2 separate regions of the Homo sapiens genome follow, and region 2 is linked to region 1. Evidence: read pairs that join two places in POLR2A ChIA-PET (ENCODE). Cell type or tissue: GM12878. All regions are shown on one strand. Each heading gives the region's core, and the rest is flanking DNA. Links, peaks and the distances in the headings are about the cores only. Region 1 has its middle 55 kb from the start of SLC1A1. Region 2 overlaps SLC1A1 (solute carrier family 1 member 1).

Region 1 (17,752 bases), core at 8,495-10,994:
GATTAGAGCCAGGAGATTATCATTCTGTTCATTCAAAAACTGTGTGTACTGAAAGATAGTTGAGCTAATGATGTTAACTAATGCAGACAGGAAGGTTAGGGGAAAACATAAACTTAGCATGTGATTACATAATATCTCTGATGGGGAGGACAGAAGGACATTGCTTAGATGTCTTTATTATTGTGTATGAGAAGCGTAGTAATTATTATGCTGTTCTTGTGAATTAAGATAAGTGGTGTATCTTATTTTGCAGAAGAGCCTTTGTATGTCTTTTTATGCTGATTGGTACAAGGGCAGTCTGAATTGAATGAAAACTGGATCACATTTCAAACAAATAGCTCCCATCACTTTGTCCTGGTCATCATTTCTATGACTGACCACCAGATCAAGAGGTTACTCTTCTCTTGACCATGGTCCCACTCCTTATTTTTTTCTGGGGTGCCTCATCTATGATGAATCATCAACACATTACACAGCTTTAACTGAGACTTTGACTGTATTGTAGAGAAGCATGGGATATAACCTGTCTACACCAGGCCAGTAGATAGAGACACACACAGTGGAATTGTAGTGTCAACCTGAGACAGATTAACATAATTTTGACTTCTTTGAGCCAACCTTTTTGACACCAGGCCCGCTAAGTTATTTCTTCTTGCATTTGGGGAAAACAAGGACTTTTCTAGGTTCCTGGGGCAATCTGGAATTAGGTAAAAGCTGCTTTCTTTGCAATCATTTGACATATAAGCCTGTTACTCCTTTTCCTGTTCCCCACAGCCACTTCTTGAACTGGCCTCTAGAAACATGCATTGCAAGTGATTTCTCTAACAGCTGTGCTCTTGCTTCCTTTAATCTCATCTTGCTTCTCTTTTCAACCCTGGTTACTTTCTCTTCCATCATTGCTTCCTGCTATGTTAGTCTCCTTAAATGGGTGACACTGCTTTCCCTTGATCGTTCTTTCTGATCTTAAGAAACTGCATCTTCATTGTTTATTTTTCTGCTAGTCAACTTCTAATTTATTATGAATGAGAATTTTCTTTTCTCATTCATTCATTCATTTTTGTTCTCATTCATTGATTCAAGGGAGAGAAGAGATTTCTGGTCAAATTGGAAAAGTAGATTTATATTTTAACACTTTCTCGCTGCTCTGTAATGCAGACATGGACAGAAAAAATTAAAGAAAGTCCTTATTTATCAGAAATGAACAAACAATTTAAGCCGTGAGTGGGGCTGGAATTACAGGCTTGCTGGGCTCTGGGTCTAGAAGCAGACAGTAGCTTGTTACTAGAAACAGGGACTCTAGAATGTTCCATGAGAGTTGGAGGCCTGGACACAAATTTGTTACTTGAAGCTAGTACCGGAATGGGACTCAATGTTTCATAAAGGAAGATTAAGGATGGGGAAATTGCTACCAATCAATGCTTGGAGCCTCTACATCCTGGCAAATGCTTGACTTGGGAGGTGGGAGGACACAGACTCGACAGCTTGACCAGCAGCTTAACCAAGCTGCCTGCTGACTCAGTGCCTTGATTTGTAACACCTCAATTATCACCCTAGGGAATCTCTAAACTCTTCTTATGAGCTTGTGTTCTGGACTGGGGTCTGGGAAACTACACAGAGGCAACTTCAAAACTTCTATAGAGAGGGAAAGCGAAGAGGGAGAAAAAAAATGAAAACAAAATCCATTCAGTTTAAAATAAGCCTTCATTTTAATAACTGTAAACATGTAAAGAAATCTAATGGTAAAAAAGAAATGGATTAATAACAAATAAGATTAATTTATTAATTTTATTTTATTAACTTAGTCTAACCAAGACTTTGAAATATATATATTTAAGGTATTTAAGGAGAAAAAAGGAGGCATAAAATTTATGAAAAATAAGAAATTATAAAACAAAAGCAACAAAAATGAAATCTGAAATGAAAAGGAATGAGTTAGAAATTTTGGAAAATAGAGCAGTGTTTCCCTTATTATCTGATCGTGTTTTCACTCCCAAGTTCTGGAATACTCAGGGTGGTAAACTTGCCACTGGATGATTACCAGTTGAAATTCTTTAGGGGGTGGGGAGGGAAGAGAAGCCAGAGAACTTTCAAAAAGATAAACAAAATCAATAAACCTTTATCTAGATTAAGAAAGAAAAAGAGAAGACCCAAACAAATAAAATTAGAAATGAAAAAGGAGACATGACAACTGATGCCAGAAAAATACAGAGGATCATAACAGACAATTATGAACAATTATACACCAACAAATTGGAAAATCTACAAGGAATAGATAAATTCCTGGGCACATGTAACCTACCAATACTGAATTGTGAAGAAATAGAAAATTTGAACAGCCCAATAGTGAGTAAGGAGATTGAGTCAGGAGTGAAAAGTCTCCCATCTAAGAAAAGCCTGGAACTTGATAGTTTCACTGTGAATTCTACCAAACGTTTAAAGAAGGACTAATACCAGCTCTTCTTAAGCTATTCCAAAAAACTGAAGAACAGGAAATTTTTCCTTACTCTTTCTCTAAAGCCAACATTACCTTGATACCCAAACCTAACAAAGACAACAACAAAAAAAGATGGCCAGGTGCGGTGGGTGGCTCACGCCTGTAATGCCAGCACTTGGGGAGGCCGAGGTGGGCAGATCACTTGAGCCCAGGATTCTAGAACAGCCTGGGCAAATGGCAAAACCTCGTCTCTACAAAAAATACAAAAATGAGCTGGGTTTGATGGTGAGCACCTGCAATCCCAGCTACTTTGGAGGTTGAGGTGGAAGGATGGCTTGAACCCGAGAGGCAGAGGTTGTAGGGAGCCGAGATCACATGACTGCATTCCAGCCTGGGTGATAGAGCCAGACCTTGTCTCAAAAAAAAGAAAAAGGAAAAGAAAACTACTAGTCAATATCCCTGATGAACTTAGACACAAAAATCCTCAACAAAACACTAGCAAATCAAATTTAACAACACTTTGAGAAGATTATTTACCATCTTCAAGTGAGATCAAGATGAATCCACTCCAGGCAAATGAGGATGGTTCAATATATGCAAATCAATAAATGTGATTCATTAACAAAATGAAGGACAAAAACCAAGATGTAGAAAAAGCATTTGACGAAATTCAACATCACTTAATCATAAAAACTAACAATAAATTAGGTATAGAAGGAATGTGCCTCAACACAATAAAAGCCATGTATGACAGACCCACAACTAACATCATATTGAATAAGAAAAAGCTGAAAGCTTTTATGGTAAGATTTGGATAAGGCAAAGATGCCCATTTCTTACCACTTTTACTCAGCATAATACTAGAAGTCTTAGCCAGAGTAGCTAGGCAAGATAGAAAAATAAAAGGTATCCAAATTGGAAAGGAGGAAGTAAAATTATCCGTGTTGGCAGATAACATGATCTTACATACAGAAAACCCTAAAGACTGTGCCAAAAAGCTGTTAGAACTAATAAATGAATTTAGTAAAGTTGCAGGATACAAAATCAACACACAAAAATCAGGAGTGTTCCTATATGCTAATAGCAAACTATCTGAAAAAAAAATTAAGAAAACAGTTCTATTTATAATAACTACCAAAAATAACTAGAAATAAATTTAACCAAGGAAGTGAAAGATCTTTACAATGAAAACTACAAAAAAACTGATGAAAGAAATTGAAGAAGACACAAGTAAATGAAAAGATATCCTGTGTGCATGAATTAGAAGAATTAATATAGTTAAAATGTCCATATTACCTGAAGTGATCTACAAAATCAATGCAACCCCTGTCAAAATACCAATGACATTTTTCATGGAAATAGAAAATCCTAAAATTTGAATGGAACCACAGAAACCTTGAATAGTCAAAGCAATTCTGACCAAAAAGAACAAAGCTGAACAAAGGTGTAACACTACCTGATTTAAAAATATACAACAAAGCTAAAATAACCAATAAAAACAGACAAACTAATGGAACAGAATAGAGAGCCCAGAAATAAATCCACAATTTACAGCCAACTGATGATATTCATCAAAGGTGCTACGAACACATTTTGGGAAAGGTCAGTCTTTTCCATAAATTGTGTTGAGAAAACAGGATATCCACAGGCAGAAGAAGGGAACTAGACCCTTATATAAAAAATGAACTCAAAATGGATTACAGACTTAAGTCTAAGACCCCAAATGATGAAACTACTATAAGAAAACATTGGAGAAATGCTTCATGACATGGGTATGGGCAAATATTTTTTTGGATAAGACCTCAAAATCACAGGCAACAAAAGCAATATTGGAAAAATGGGATTACAACAAACTAAAAAACTTCTGCACAGCAAAGAAACAATTAGCAGAGTAAAGAGACAACTTATAGACTGGAAGAAAATATTTGAAAACTACACGTCTGACAAGAGGTTGATATCCAAAATATAAAAGGAACTCAAACAACTCAATAGCAAGAAAACAAACCTATTACAAAATGGGCGAAAGACTTGAATAGACACTTCTCAAAAGAAGACATGTAGGCTGGGCACGGTGGCTCATGCCTGTAATCCCAGCATTTTGAAAGGCTGAGGTAGGCAGATTGCTTGAGCACAGGAGTTCAAGACCAGCCTGGGCAACAGGGTGAAACCTTTTCTCTGCAAAAGAACCCCACAAAAATTAGCCTGGTGTGGTAGGGTGTTCCTGTAATCCCAGCTGTTTGAGAGGCTGAGGTAGGAGGATCACCTGAGTTGGGAAGGTTCCCAAATATGAAAAATGAAAAACTAATTACACCACTGCTCTCCAGCCTGGACAACAGAGTGAGACTCTGTCTCAAAAAGAACAAAAACCAAAAACAACTGCATAATCTCTCATGTGAAATCTAAACAAGCTGATCTCATAGAAGGAGAGAGTAGAATGGTGTTTACCAGAAACTGGGGTGGTTATGAAAGAGAAGATGAGGAGATGTTGGTCAAAGGATATATAATCAATCACAGATAGAAGGCAGGAGGAAAAAATTTTTGCCCAGAATAGGCAAACATATAGAAACAGAAACCAGACAAGTGAGTGCCTGTGGCCAGGAGGTACTGGGGAGAAGATAGGAGGAGAAGAAGAGAAATGGGGAAATTACTGCTAATGGTTGTGGAGTTTATTGGATGAGGAAAACGTTCTAAAATTGATCGTGGAGATGGCTGCACAACTCTGTGAACATACTAAAAACATTGGAGTGTGCATTTTAAGTGTGTGAATTGTATGATACGTGAATTATATCTCAATAAACATTTTAAAAATAGAAATCTTGGAAAATAGAAAAAATTATGGCTTTTGGAATACAAAAATTTTATACTTACAGGGATGATTAGGGAATTGGAAGGTAGTACTGAAGAATGCCCTCAGCATGCAGCACAGAGAGAGAAAGGGGTAAAACATGAAAGCGTGTTGAAGAGACAACAGATGCTAGGTGGTGAGGAACCAACATTGGCCATTATATTTTGATGGCACATTATAACCCCATGTCTGTGATTCTTAAAAGTTGGTCAAACAGTGCTATATTTGAAGAAAATTGACTTATAGAGTAGGATTATACAAAACATGTGTATTAGTCTGTTCTCACGCTGCTAATAAAGACATACCTAGGACTAGGTAATTTATAAAGGAAAGAGGTTTAATAGACTCACAGTTCCATGTGGTTGGGGAGTTCTCACAATTATGTCAGAAAGGGAAGGGGAAGCAAGACACGTCCTACATGGCGGCAGGCAAGAGAGAGCTTGTGCAGAACTCTCATTTATAGAACAATCAGATCTTGTGAGACTTATTCACTACCATGAGAACAGCATGGGGAACCTGCTTGCATGACTCAATTATCTTCACCTGTCCCTGCCCTTGACAAGTGGGGATTATTACAATTCAAGGTGAGATTTGGGTGAGGACACAGCCAAACCATGTCAACATGCAAAGTAATGAAAAACACCAGATTCAGGATAAGCTATTTCTTCTGATGTGGGTTGAGAGTGCAGGTGAGAAAATCTTCACACTGCCACCATCTCATCATCCCTTTGACTTGTCTCACCCTCCTTAGAAAAATAATCACGGGGTGGGGAAGCTTCTCTGGGACATGAACAAATGAAGTCTATTTGTCATTTTGCCTTTAATTGCTTTTAATTAGTATAAACTTCATTACTAAAACATTTTAGCTATATCTGCGATTTTTTCTTTAGATATTACATATGTAAACAAAATATCACAAAACATTAAGATTCATTGGGGTGGCATGAGGGTACCTGAACATTCATTACTTTAGCCTCATTATTATACTTTTTTGTAGAAGGGAAATATTTTATTTGAAAATAAATTTCCAAAATTCAAAAGAAGCCATTTATTTAGCATAAGTGTTCAGAGCACTGGTTCTGGAGTTAGGTTTCTTGGGTTATTTCCTAACTTCTCAACTACAGCTGACCATTGAAAAACATAGGAAGTTAGAGGCACCAATCCCTTATACAGTCAAAAATCCACATATAACTTTTGACTCCCTGAGAACTTAACTATGAATAGCCCACTGTTGAACAGAAGCCTTGTTAGTAACATAAACAGTCAATTAACACATATTTTCTATGCTATATGTATTATATGCTGTATCCTTCAATAGAGTAACTAAGAAAATATTATTAAGAAAATCGTAAGAAAGAGAAATATATTTACTATTCATTAAGAAGTGGATCATCTTAAAGGTCCTCACCCTCATTGTCTTCACAACAAGTAGGCTGAGGAAGAGGAGGAAGAGGTGGGTTTGGTCTTGCTATTTCAGAGGTGGCAGAGGGAGAAGTGGAGGAGGTGGAAGGGAAGGCAGGCACACTTGGTATAACTTTTATTGAAAAAAATCTGCGTATAAGTAGACCTAGGCTCTTCAAGCCCATGTTGTTCAGAGGTCAACTAAGATAGTTTTGCGACTTTGGGCCAGCTGCCAAATCTCTCGCTATGCCACAGTTTTGTCCTCTGTAAAATGGATGTCATTATGGTGCCTAATTCTTAGAGGTAATTGAGGATTAAATGATATATAGATAGATAGATAGATAGATAGATAGATAGATAGATAGATAGATAGATACATACATACATACATACAGTCAAATACCTAGAAAATTTAGAAAATATGAATATGTAAAAAGAATAAAACAATCTCATTCAAATCATACAAATATTTTGATGGTTAAAGCTGCTGTCTTTTATTTCCTTGTGGTTTTGCATATAAATATAATGAATCCAAGACCCTCATGCAGTTGGGGGTCCAGCAATCAAAAGTAGTATTTAAAGATCTCAAATTCTTCATTGCCACTTCTCCAAAACCATGAAAGGATTCAAATACACTTTCATAGTAACGATTCAGGTGAGAAAATCTTCACACTGCCACTGTCTCCTCTTCTTCTGTCCTCTTCTATCCTATTTCCTCATACCCTGATGCTGTTCCACACCTTCTAGAAAATTCTTCCTCTTCTCCAGCTCAAGATACCTTCTCTCTATACTTCTACTGCAGCTCTTTATTATGTGGATTTAGTTGCTCTTTTGGTGGAAGTCTTGCTCCTTTTTCTTCCTCTTTAGTTCCTGTTCTCTCTCCATTATTCTGATTACACATCACAAAACTTAAATAATTTCAGAAAACAGAAAACCAGGAAAATTCTTGCCTTCTATCTCTTTTTTTTTTTTTTTTTTTTTTTTTTGAGATGCAGTCTCACTCTTGCCCAGGCTGGAGTGCAATGGCCAATGGTGCAATCTCGGCTCACTGCAACATCTGCCTCCTGGGTTCAAGCAATTCTCCTGCCTCAGCCTCCAGAGTAGTTGGGATTATAGGTGCCCGCCACCATGCCCAGCTGATTTTTTGTATTTTTAGTAGAGAAAGGATTTCATCATGTTGGCTAGGCTGGTCTTGAACTCATGACCTCAGGTGATCCACCCGCCTTGGCCTCCCAAAGTGCTGGGATTACAGGCTGAGCCACCCAGCCCAGTCCTTGCCGTCTCTTAAGGTAAGATGTCATTGATGGGGATGGTGAAGGTAGCTTGGGGGTCATGGTGGCAGTGATATGAGGAACCTGAACAGACAGAGATTGAATTCACTTTGGAGGGAGAAGGAAGAATGTGAATATTATCGTGTTACAATTTTATCTTATTTCCTATTAACACAAGCTAATATTGTTTATATTAATTTAAAACCACCTTTTAATATATTACAAATATTGCCCTTGTCTGTAATATTTTTCTATAACACCATTTTTCTTTGCATAATATCCCATAATATGTATTAAACATTTCCCTATAGTTGTTTCCAATTTTTTACTACAAAGCTTTGTGATCATCTTCATATCTGTAACTATGTTCATACATAAATTCTTAGAGAAGCATTGTTGAGTCCAAGGATATAGCAAATGTCTAAAATATTTTGGCGTCAGTGCTGTGAGCCACAAATGAGCTTTTTTCAAATATTAACATTTACAGCTATTATCCTTCATATATTACAACCCACAGATAATTTAGGGGAAGATTTTTATTTGTTTGTTTTTGTTTTGTTTTGTTTTGTTTTGTTTTGAGACGGAGTCTGGCTCTGTCACCCAGGCTGGAGTGCAGTGGCACGATCTTGGCTCACTGCAAGCTCCACCTCCCGAGTTTATGCCATTCTCCTGCCTCAGCCTCCCAAGTAGCTGGGACTACAGGAGCCTGCCACCACGCCCGGCTAATTTTTTGTATTTTTAGTAGAGATAGGGTTTCACTGTATTAGCCAGGATGGTCTCCATCTCCTGACCTCATGATCCGCCCGCCTTGGCCTCCCAAAGTGCTGGGATTACAGGCGTGAGCCACCGCGCCTGGCCTAGGGGAAGATTTTTGTCATCAGCTATTGTCTCAGCTTTCTTTGCAGAGATTTAAATATAACAGTCTTTTCAGTGGAGTGATAAATCTGTCTTTAAGTACTAGGCAGATCCAGGATGGTACAAAATTAACATCAAAGGACCTTTGTAAAATGATGCCTTTTGATGATCTTGTGACAAGGGTCAGGAGATGCGGAGAAGGGAAAGGGAATTGGTCTGGCAGGCTGAGGAATGTGCTCCACATGCAAGTGAAAAAGCGAGGATCTGCTAAGCTCCCGGAAACTCTGCCTCTTGATTAGTCATCCTGGGACATTACCCAACCTTCCTTGTGTCTGTTGCTGCTGAGTTTCATAATCCCATTCAATCTACACTATAATCCCATTCAATTTTACAATCCATTATAATTCTGAGTATGAAACAGATATTTGGGGAGTGCGAAAAGGAGAAGGGAAAAAGCAAGCAAAGAAAGTGTCTTCCAGACCAAGCATGCAGTCATTGAGAGGAAGAATCTGGAGTTCGTCAGGTTGACCATATTCATACCCTGCCAACCAGCTCAAAGAATCTTATCTCTATGGTTTTGCAGAGAATTGTCTGTGAGAGACAAACGTTGAAGCTTCTGCTGTATTAATGATTGTGAACAACCCAAATTCTTGTACAACTTTGAGTCCAAATCATACAATTTGGTACCTGACAGCTTTGTTTTATTTCTTGAGTATAACTCTTGATTCTCCAGTGAGGTGATAATTTATTGGTGGCCCGGATCACATCTTCTTTGAATTTCTCTCTCTAGCACCCAGCTCAGCACTGGTCTCACATGGGTTGTAGTCAGCATCCCACTTGCTTAAAATGGGCATTAGAATGAAACCTCCTCAATGTCAGGATTTTTAAGTTTTAACTTAATGGAGTGAGAAAAGTTAAATGTCTTCTGGGGAAGTTGGAATCAAACTTCAAGACACACTGGAGATCTGTAAGGAAGAAGAACTGGCTTACATCTGGATTGAGGGGAGTCTTGGAAAATACACACCTCTAGAGAAGGTTTCTTCACCTCCATGTATCCATCCATTCATCCATCCACTCACCCACCTATCACCCCCTCAGCAAACATTAATTGAATATACACAACACTCCATAATCACGTGCTTTGGGTATCTGCTGGTTTCCCTGCCTGAGATGCTATTTTCTCATTCTCCCCAAAGCTTCTATTATTTTTAATGTCTCAGCTCAGATATTATCTCTTAGGAAAGATTTTTTTGAGCCCATAGACAGTTTTAGGTGCTTCTTTTCTTACGTACCACTTTGACCTGGACATACTGTCATAAAATAAATTATAATATTGTCATGTTAATGCTTGTTTCAGATCTGACTCCCACAGACTACTTCTACTACCACTAACACCAGTAGAGCATCTGGCATACAGCAGGTGCTTGGAAATATATAAAACATATGTGGAATAAATACATGGATAAATAACTATATACATTAAATGTTAGAATGTGGCATTGGCCTGAGTACCCAATTCTGAGGCGTTCTACACAATTGCAATTTAGGTAGACCATTCTTTTTTTTTTTTTTTTTTGAGACAGAGTCTCACTCTGTCACCAGGCTGGAGTGTGGTGGCGCAATCTCGGCTCACTGCAACCTCCACCTCCTGGGTTCACTCCATTCTCCTGCCTCAGCCTCCCAAGTAGCTGGGATTACAGGCTTGTGCCACCACGCCCAGCTAATTTTTTGTATTTTTAGTAGAGATGGGGTTTCACCATGTTGGCCAGGATGGTCTCTAACTCTTGAGCTCATGATCCACCTGCCTTGGCCTCCCAAAGTGCTGGGATTACAGGCATGAGCAGCGGCGCCCCGCCAACCACTCTTGAATATCAGAACAAATTACACCACTAGCAAGTGGAAGCAGGGATTTCTGTGCAAAAGCCAGCCAAAGTCAAGCTTTCAACACAGATGGGCTCTGACAAGGAAGCCCAACAGGTTTGCATCACTTAGAGATAAGTAGTTCTTTTTAGGGATCTAGAAACGAAGGCCTAGCTAAACATATTTCTGACTTCATAGTTTCACCTTATGCAAATCATTTCTCAGTATCCAAATGAGTTGGCAAAAAACGGAGTCCATATTTTATCATGGTACACCCTTCCAGGAATTTTAGTAGTTGGCTATAAATCTCTGTATGTGCTAACTGAGAAACTTCTCCTATGAAAGCTCATTTTATTTATTTATTTATATTTTATTTTCTGAGACAGAGTCTCGCTCTGTCACCTAGGCTGGAGTGAAGTGGTGCGATCTCTGCTTGCTGCAACTTTTGCCTTCTGGGGTCAAGTGATTCTCCCACCTCAGACTCCCAAGTAGCTGGGACTACAGGTGTGTACCACTATGCCCAGCTAATCTTTGTATTTTTAGTAGAGACAGGGTTTCAACATATTGGCCAGGCTGGTCTCAAACTCCTGACCTCAGGTGATCTGCCTGCCTCAACTTCCCAAAGTGTTGGGATTACAGGCGTGGGCCATAGCGCCTGGCCATTTTAGATTAAGATCATGATAATCAGAGCAACATTTATATAGCTCGATAACTGAAGTATTTTCTGGGCATGTTGGTTGAGTAAAACAATTCTCCTTTGCAGATAGGTAAGGGTTATAAACACCTGGGAGGCAGGTTTCCGTGAACCAGTCTGGGACTTGAACTCCCATTGCTTACCCTGTGTTAGAAAACATAGTCTGTGTTGCTGGGTGTGGTAGCTCACACCTGTGATCCCAGCACAGGGAGGGATGGGAGGATGAGGCGGGTGGCTCACCTGGAGTTAGGAGTTCGAGACCAGACTGGGCAACGTGATGAAACTGCATCTCTACTAAAAATACAAAAATTAGCCGGGCGTGGTGGCGGGCGCCTATAATCCCAGCTACTCGGGAGGCTGAGGCAGGAGAATCACTTGAGCGCAGGGGGCGGAGTTTACAGTGAGCCAAGATTGTGCCACTGCACTCCAGCCTGGGTGGCAGAGCAAAACTCTGTCTCAAAAAAAAAAAAAAAAAAAAGGAAATAAAAAAATATAGTCTGTTTTTCAAACAATGAATTTACAAACAGATTTTTGGAACACAAGGCTTGTGTATATACTTCTCACCAAATTTACATGGGTCCCTATTGCTGCTGAACATCCGAACTTTAAACATGGTGTTTGAGGCCTTCTTACCTTTCCAGACTTACCTCTCACCTTGCTCCACCTAGCTGTGTTATGGCCAAACTGAACTACATGCGCTTACTCAGCCTACAACGCTTTCTTGCTGCTATACATTTGCTCATGCTGTCCCCCCACTTCTGTTTGTTAAGATCCTACCCTAGCTTTAAGAATCAACTATGGCCTTTCCTGATCAATTAAACATGATCACTTCTTCCTGTAAGTACTAAAGGTACTTTATCATTTAAAAATGATGACAGTTGTCATTTATTGGCAACTCCTATACACTGACCTTTGTACGAGGCACTTTAGAAACATTGTTTAGCATAATCATCATGAAATTATATGGGGATAGGCATGCATTTCAGATGTGCCTCTTCCATGGTGCTCTCCCTTTCTCTACTGACTGGCCAAATGCACAGGAGGACAAGGTTTGAGAGCAGAAGTCGGCAAACTGTGGCTCACAGGCCAGATCGGTCCTGCTGCCTGATTTTGTAAAAAAAGTTTTACTGGAATGCAGCCATGCCCATTCATGTACATATTGCCTATGGCTACTTTTGTGCTACAGTGGCAGAGTTAAATAGTTGTGACAGAGACCATAGGGCACACAAAGCCTAAAATACTTACTATATGGCTTTTTTTTTTTTTTTTTTTCAGATGGAGTTTTGCTCTTGTTGCCCAGGCTGGAGTGCAATGGTGCCATCTAGGCTCGCTACAACCTCCACCTCCCAGGTTCAATGGATTCTCCTGCCTCAGCTTCCTGAGTAGCTTGGATTACAGGCATGTGCCACCACACCTGGCTAATTTTGTATTTTTAGTAGAGATGGGATTTCACCATGTTGGTCAGGCTGGTCTCGAACTCCTGATCTCAAGTGATCCACCTGCCTTGGTCTCCCAAAGTGCTGGGATTACAGGCATGAGGCACCATGCCTGGCCCTATATGGCCTTTTACAGAAAACATTTGCCAGCCTCTGGACTAAGAGTATGGTGGAACCACAGGATGAAAAGATCCCGACTCCCTGATTGACTACATGGAGCAAAACTCCTCATCTTCCCCAATCCAGTCAATCTACACTGAACTGTAATAGAAGTGAGAAACAAGTTTTTATTCTGTTAATACACCAAAATCTCCTAGTTATTTTTTCCAGTAGGTAGCCTGGCTTCACTAATACAAGAGCGAAGTAAGGATGCTAACTATCTGGATGGCAACCAAACAATTCCTCTTTCCATGATTCACGAATATGTGAAGTTTGCTGCTAAGTTATTCTGTTGGCATCAAAGGCCTTTTAAAATTAGAAGAGGATAAGGGAAATTCTAAGACTCAAAACAGGAATGTGCTCCACAAAATAACTTTCATGAAGGGTGTGGCGATTGAGTTGCTAGTGATTTAACTGAGTCAGTAAGAACGGTAGGAAAAAAGGCCCAACAATTTCTGATCCATATACTTGGTTGGGATTCAACTGAGGAAGGAAAGATTGAGAAAATGTGTGAAGCTCTTCTGTGTGCCAGGATCTTCCAGAGTTAGAGGAACTGAAACTGAGGAGCAGATATTCACTTCTCACAGCTTCTCTCTTGAAAGAGCAGTTTGTGACAACCTTTTATTTCTTTAATGAGAAATGCTGGGGAAATGAACCCAGAGATAAACATGAACTTTCCCCTGATTTCTGGCATGCTGGAAGTGACTCAATGTCCTAGTTGGAATTTGAATTAAGTTAACAGCATTTATCTGCTTATCTTTGGATTGTATTTTTTTTTTGAAAGGAGAATAGCATTGTCAGTAATTTACACATTCTCCAGTGGCCATTGGGGCTCCTAACCCATGGCCTTCCTTAGGGATAACAGAATGAAGATATCTATCCTCTTGCTAGTTGTTCTTTGATTTATCAGAACATAGTGATCTTGAAACCATAAAGCCAGTTATAAATTAACTGATCTTAGCTTCTCAGTTTCATGGAATCATCAAAGTTCAAGTTGGATAACTATTGCTAAGATTATTTATGAGGGCCCTGCCCAAATATTTTGCACGAAAGACATAGGCATAGGTGACTACTGGCAACAGTGCAGCTTCTCTGCTGATCTCCTATTTGTCTAGACGGGGAGCTGCAAAATGGTATCACATTCCTCCTGCAGATATGTTATGTGTGACCCATATAGTGTTTCAAAATCAGAATGATTTCACACAAAAATGCAGCTTTGAACTTCTCTAAAAAACATAGGATGATCTAAAAATACTGGACCCATATTCTCATGCATTAATGATAAGTTGGAGCTAGAATTAGACAGGCATGCATGCACCTTCTAGCTTGGTGTGGTTTCCAATGCCCTCTCTTATCTTAGCCCGGGCCTGCTGGTTTTTACATTACTTTTCTGACATCTGTAGGCATCAGAGTTCCTGGATCTCATTCCCGGGCTCCTTGTTGTCTCCTCTGCTTGCCTCAAAGTTTTTGTTTGTTTGTTTGTTTGTTTGTTTAATAGAAAGAGGACAGATTTCGGATTCTGATAACCTGGATTGGCATCTTAGATCTACCATTATGTGACCCTGAACACAAGTTATTTGATGTCTCTAGTTTCCTTTTTTATAAAATGCCTAAAACAAAAGATGGAGTGTTTAGAAGGTTATCCAAGGTAATGCATGAAAAACCCGCTTTAGTTTCAGGCTCTCATCTTCTCCTGTAGGGCCACTGCATCAGTCTCCACCTTGGTCACCTGCATACAGTTTCGTCACTTCTCCATTCCATAATTTTAAATTACGTTGAGCACTTACTCTGTGTCTGACACAGAGCTGGGGATTCAATGTTTGGTGAAAACAGACTCAGTCTCTATCCTCATGAACCTTGCAGTGCTACTGGGGGACGCAGAACTAATCAAATAGTCATACACATAGATGTAAAATTGTCATGGGGTCAAGCACTATGAAGTGGATCACCTTAGCATTAAGAGAACATGTGACAAGATTCTTAACAAGGCCAGGGGGTCAGACAAGGCTCTTGTGGAGAGCATTGCTAAGTTGAGATCTGAAGGTAAGAAGAAATTGTTCAGTTGAAGAGGAGTGAAAATAATATTCTAGGCAGTGAGAGCCACATGTGCAAAGGCTCTGTGGGAAGAGAAAACATAGAAAACACAAGGCACTAGAAGAAATCCGGTGGGTCAAGAGAAGGGGGAATAAGGGAGAGTTGGGGGCATGAGGCTGGAGAGAGGGAGGTAGGGGCCAAATGGCATTGCAGGTGATGTTCAGGAACTTTATCATCTTAAGAATAGCGGGAAAGCCACAGAAGATTTCAGCGAGGGGTAGGTGCAACATGATAAAATTTCCTTCATGAAAAGGTAACTCTATCTGGAGTGAGGACATCAGATGGGAGGAAATATTAGGTTGAATGCTATGGAACTGCCACTTCCAGGCTGGTTTTGACTTACAAGATAGCAATTTTATATGGTACCACCTGATAGAGTGGATGCAGGGTAGACCAGTTAGGAGACTGGTGAGAGATGATAGTGGTTTGAACTAGGATGAGGTTTTGGAAATGGACAGAGTGGGCAGATATTTAGAAAGTAAAATTAATTAGCCTTAGTGATGAATTGGTATGGGGGTGTCAGGGACAACTCATGTGCCTTAATGGGAAGTGGTGCCATTTGTGAGTAGGGTGCATTGGCAGATGAACAGGCTTGGTAGGCAGGAATGATTTCCCTTTTAGCTAAAAGTGCCTTTGCAACAACCAAGAGGAGATGGTCTCTCAATGTCTCTATAGAAATATCTTGCTTTGGCTTTTGCGGGATTCCTAGGGCTTTGAATGACCCTATATACTATGTTAAATTATCAGTTTAAGGTTCCACACCATGAAGGTTTTATAAATTAAGGCCCCAGACTTGTGGGTAGTATAAGATCGTAGTTTGATTTTCATTGGTGAATGTTTTTTTAGCCCTCTGAAACCACACATAATAGCTTGTTTATGCAGATAGCTCAATTTCATTCTTTCCCTTCTTTAGGCCTGAATTTTTTTTTTTTTTTTTTTTTTTTGAGACAGAGTCTCACTCTGTCACCCAGGCTGGAGTACAGTACAGTGGTACAATGTTGGCTCACTGTAACCTCTGCCTCCCAGGTTCAAGCAATTTTTGTGCCTCAGCCTCCCAAGTATCTGGGACTACAGGTGCATGCCACCAAGCCTGGCTAATTTTTGTATTTTTAGTAGACATGGAGTTTTGCCATGTTGGCCAGGCTGGTCTTGAACTCCTGGCCTCAAGTGATCCGCCCGCCTCAACCTCCCAAAGGGCTGGGATTACAGGCATGATCCACCACACCTGGCCTTATTATTATTATTATTATTTTTGGTAGGCATGAGAAATGTAGCTCCCTTTCCCTAAGGGGTCCATATTGCCACCTGAAACTCCCATGGCCTCCTCCTGTTATCAGCTCATGTTTATTCCTCTGACTTGATTTCATGCTATTCCCGGCACTGGAAATTTCTTTTTTTCTGATTGAACTTGGTTATGTGGAAAATATTTTTTCTATATTTTGTTCAGGATTTCTGTGTAGTAAGGGGCCTGTTTATGTCAACTCAGTGGTCTGGGTGGTCAGAAGCAGTCTAGTAAATTTTCTACACATATTAGTATAATTATTTTCTAATTGTTCTTCTTCTTTTTTTTTAATGGAGTCTTGCTCCATCACCTAGGCTGGAGTGCAGTGGCACAATCTTGGCTCACTGCAACCTCCGCCTCCTGGATTCAAGCGATTCTTGTGCCTCAGCCTTCTGAGTAGCTGGGATTGCAGGTGCACACCACCACACCTGGCTACTTTTTGTACTTTTAGTAGAGACAGGGTTTCACCATGTTGACCTGGTTGGTCTCAAACTCCTGGCCTCAAGTGATCCCCCTGCCTCAGCCTCCCAAAATGCTGGGATTACAGGTGTGAGCCACTGCGCCCAGCCACTTTTCTGCCATTTGACGTAAGTATGCATCTCTTGTCACATGGCAGGGAAATCCTGCAGACCAGTTGTTATCTGGGACTGGGCTTCAGGCTCAAGGAATATAAGAGTGTGTATACATCCTGGGTGCTGAACTTGAAGTTTGATGTCAGATGGAAGTTGCTTTGCAAGACCTTCAGAAGGACATCTCTGATTCCCACCCCTTACCACAGTGTCTGGCATCTAATAGTTGCTAAATAAATGTCTGTGTCATTGAATTGAAATGGAAACAATTATAAGTGGAGAAGAGGGGAGTTCTTGGCATATGCTTCACGATGATATAAAAATTCTGTGATTGGGACACAGAATTGCAATCAGGATGGTTTTTCCAAACCCCAGAATGATTTGTATTCTCAATGGAGCATCCAACTTACTGTTCCATCGCCTCTCACCCATGCATAAAATATAGATGGCAACACTACTGTCTGAAGTTCTTAGATAAAACTTTTATGGATAATTCACTTTCATTCACATATCATACACTGATTATTTACTATGTGCAAAATTTGTTTGCTAGGTTCTATCAGATACAAAATGGTGACTAAGACATGGGCTCTACTCTCTGTCCTCATCCACTCTACAGTTTAACTGTAATGGGTGTGGGCAAAAGTGTATAAGTAACTGAAGTCAAAGTAATAATTCCTTATCAGATGCTTTCAGTGTGCCAGGGACTGTGCTAAGACTTTTACTTGGATCAGGTCATTTGATCCTTACACAACTCTGTGAAGTGGGAGCTATTATTGTCTCCATTTTACCAATGACGGAACTGAAGCACAGAAAAGTTAAACATCCACAAGGTCACACAGCAAGAAAGAG
Region 2 (2,500 bases), core at 1-2,500, 85 kb before region 1:
AGATATACAAATGGACAGTAAGCATATAAAAAGATGTCGAATATTATTAGTCATTAGGGAAATATAAATCAAAACCACAATAAGATGTTACTTTGTACTCATTAGAATGGCTATTTTTAAAAAACACAAAAAAGAGAAAATGATATATGTTGGTGAGGATGTGGAGAAACTGGAATCTTTTTGCCTTTTTGGTGAGAATGTAAAATGTTGCAGCCTCTGTGGAAGACTGTTTGGCAGTTCCTCAAAAATTAAACATAGAGTTACCATGTGACCCAGCAATTGCATGCCTAGATATATAGCCTCTGGAATTGAAAACATGTCCTTACACAAAAACTGTACAAGAAATGTTCACAACAACATTATTCCTAATAGCCAAATGTGAAAACAATCTAAGTGCCCAATTTATTATTGGATAAACAAAATATTGTATCTCTATCCAATGGAATAATATTCAGCCATAAAAAGGAATAAAGCACTGCTGCATGCTGTGGTATGGATGAGCCTTGAAAACATTACACTAAGTGAAACAAGCCAAAGAAGCCAGTCACAAAAGTCCATGTATTATATGATTCCATTTATATGAAATGTCCAGAACAGGCAAATCCAGAAGCAGAAAGCAAATGAACCAAATTCATTTTTAAAACGGGGAAAAAAGAAAAATAGATAATAATAAAATTAAATGGGATTCATTTAATTTTGATTGGTTGATAATTTGATGGCTTTTTCATGAGGTGGGAAAGCTGCTGACATCACAGTGAAACTTTTCTTTTTCCTTTAATCATCATACTAATAGCACAAATATTGCCAAAGATGTGACATTTTGCTCAAACTTCCACTTGGCAGGATGTGTGTGAGCCTATCAGATCTGAAAGTCTCACCGTCTGGAAATAACAATTTGAAAACCCAAATGAAGCCAGACATGTTTATTAACAGCTCAAAAGATGATGATCAATTTAAAGAAAAGTTGTGATTACAGATTGTGGAACATAGCCTGTAAAGGAGATGCTTAAGAGCTTAATTTTCAATTACAGTGTCTAAAGATAAATCAAAACAGCCAACAGAAAACCAGGATTATTTTGAGAACAGTGTGATCTGAAAATCCCTATAGATAAAGTAAAATAAAAGCTAATGGCCGAGAAAAAATCAACTGTCATTAATTAATGACTTGCATACCTGTGCATACAACCACTTTGCTAAGCTCTGTGGAGGACATGTGGTCCGGGTCCCCATGTGGTTTACAATCTAGGTGAAGATGTAAGACACAGCAGAAATTTCCATGAGTCACCTATCTGGAGTTGAGTATGTCCTACCAGTTACTAGCAGTGTGACCTTACATAAGTTACTGAATCCCTCTAAGCCTCTGTATCCTCATCAGTTAAAGAGAAATGAGAAGAGTACCTATGTCATATGGCTGTCCTGAGCATTAAGTGAAATAATGAATGCACAGGACTTAGCCCTGCCCTTGGCCTGCAGGAAGGCTCAATAAATATTTATGATTGAATAATAACAACAGATAATAATATCACAAGTAGAGAGAGCAGAGCTTTCAAAATTATTGCCTGGTGTGAGTAAAAACCAAGCAGGATCAGATAATGAAAAGAGGAGCTAAGAATCTGGATTCTAATTCCATTTCTACCACATGCATACTTACCTATGTCATTTAAATCCTCTTGCTTTTTGATTGCTTTATCTAAAAACTTGAGTGAGGGTATCTCGAGAATGTTGGGTGAACCCAAAGAGAAAATGTACATAGGAAACACTGTGATCTAAACCAATGTCATGCATTATTGCTATTTTAGAATGTATTTATTATTATTTGTATCCATTTCATTGGAGACCATTCAAATTATACAAATAGTTATGGTATAAAATTTAGAGGCCTAAAGACACACTCCCAGTGGAGGATTGAACAGAAACTTCTCTTTAGAGCAAACAGAAACCAAAGTTTTATTTCAGCTCCGTTTGTAGTTGTCTAATAAACAGTCCTGCAAACTAATAAACAGTTCTGCAAACATCAGTCTTATAAATACAGCTGAAAGGGGTTGGAGACCCTAAGGCAGACAGAATAGTGAAAAAACATGACACAATTAGACACAACCGGGCCCAAACCACTCATCATTTATTTTCTAGCTTTGGGATGGAGCATAAAGGACAGCCTCTATGTGCCTTGATTTTGCTATAAGTCAAGAAGGAATGATACCCAACTCAGACTCAGGGTGAGAATTAAATGCAATAAATCACAAAGTGAGAAAATTCTTCTTCTTTCTTCCTTCCCTGTCACTTGTGCCTCTCCCCTCAGGGAGTGGAGCCATCAGTGCTGAAAGGTGGTAGAGGCAGCAGAGTGACCTGATATTTTTCACTCTACCTTGATGGACAGAATGGGACTGATAGCTTCTCCATGTGAAAGAAGCTACAGACACTACATTGACAGGCAGCTGGAGTTGGAATAGGGCATGAGGCCTCCATCACCACAGATTCTAAGCAAATGAAAGATGTCTAC

What was found. Peaks named below come from ENCODE experiments on the same cell type or tissue, not always from the same donor. Only the 100,000 strongest peaks of a DNase experiment are listed, where the experiment ranks them.
Region 2: POLR2A ChIA-PET joins it to region 1 with 8 read pairs; 2 of 35 experiments call an interaction of 5 or more read pairs at or near these places.

The regions. Positions count from the first base shown.
Region 1 is chr9:4,426,725-4,444,476 of GRCh38, reverse strand. It overlaps a transcript of GLIS3 not described here. Among named protein-coding and RNA genes, the nearest start is that of SLC1A1, 55 kb to the left of the region's middle. In GM12878, for the core only: no CTCF peak of the experiment used is centred there; no DNase peak of the experiment used is centred there.
Region 2 is chr9:4,518,570-4,521,069 of GRCh38, reverse strand. The region is part of intron 1 of SLC1A1 (solute carrier family 1 member 1); the gene reads right to left. Among named protein-coding and RNA genes, the nearest start is that of SLC1A1, 29 kb to the right of the region's middle. In GM12878, for the core only: no CTCF peak of the experiment used is centred there; a DNase peak (open chromatin) is centred at 1,284; H3K27ac peaks cover 1,272 bases.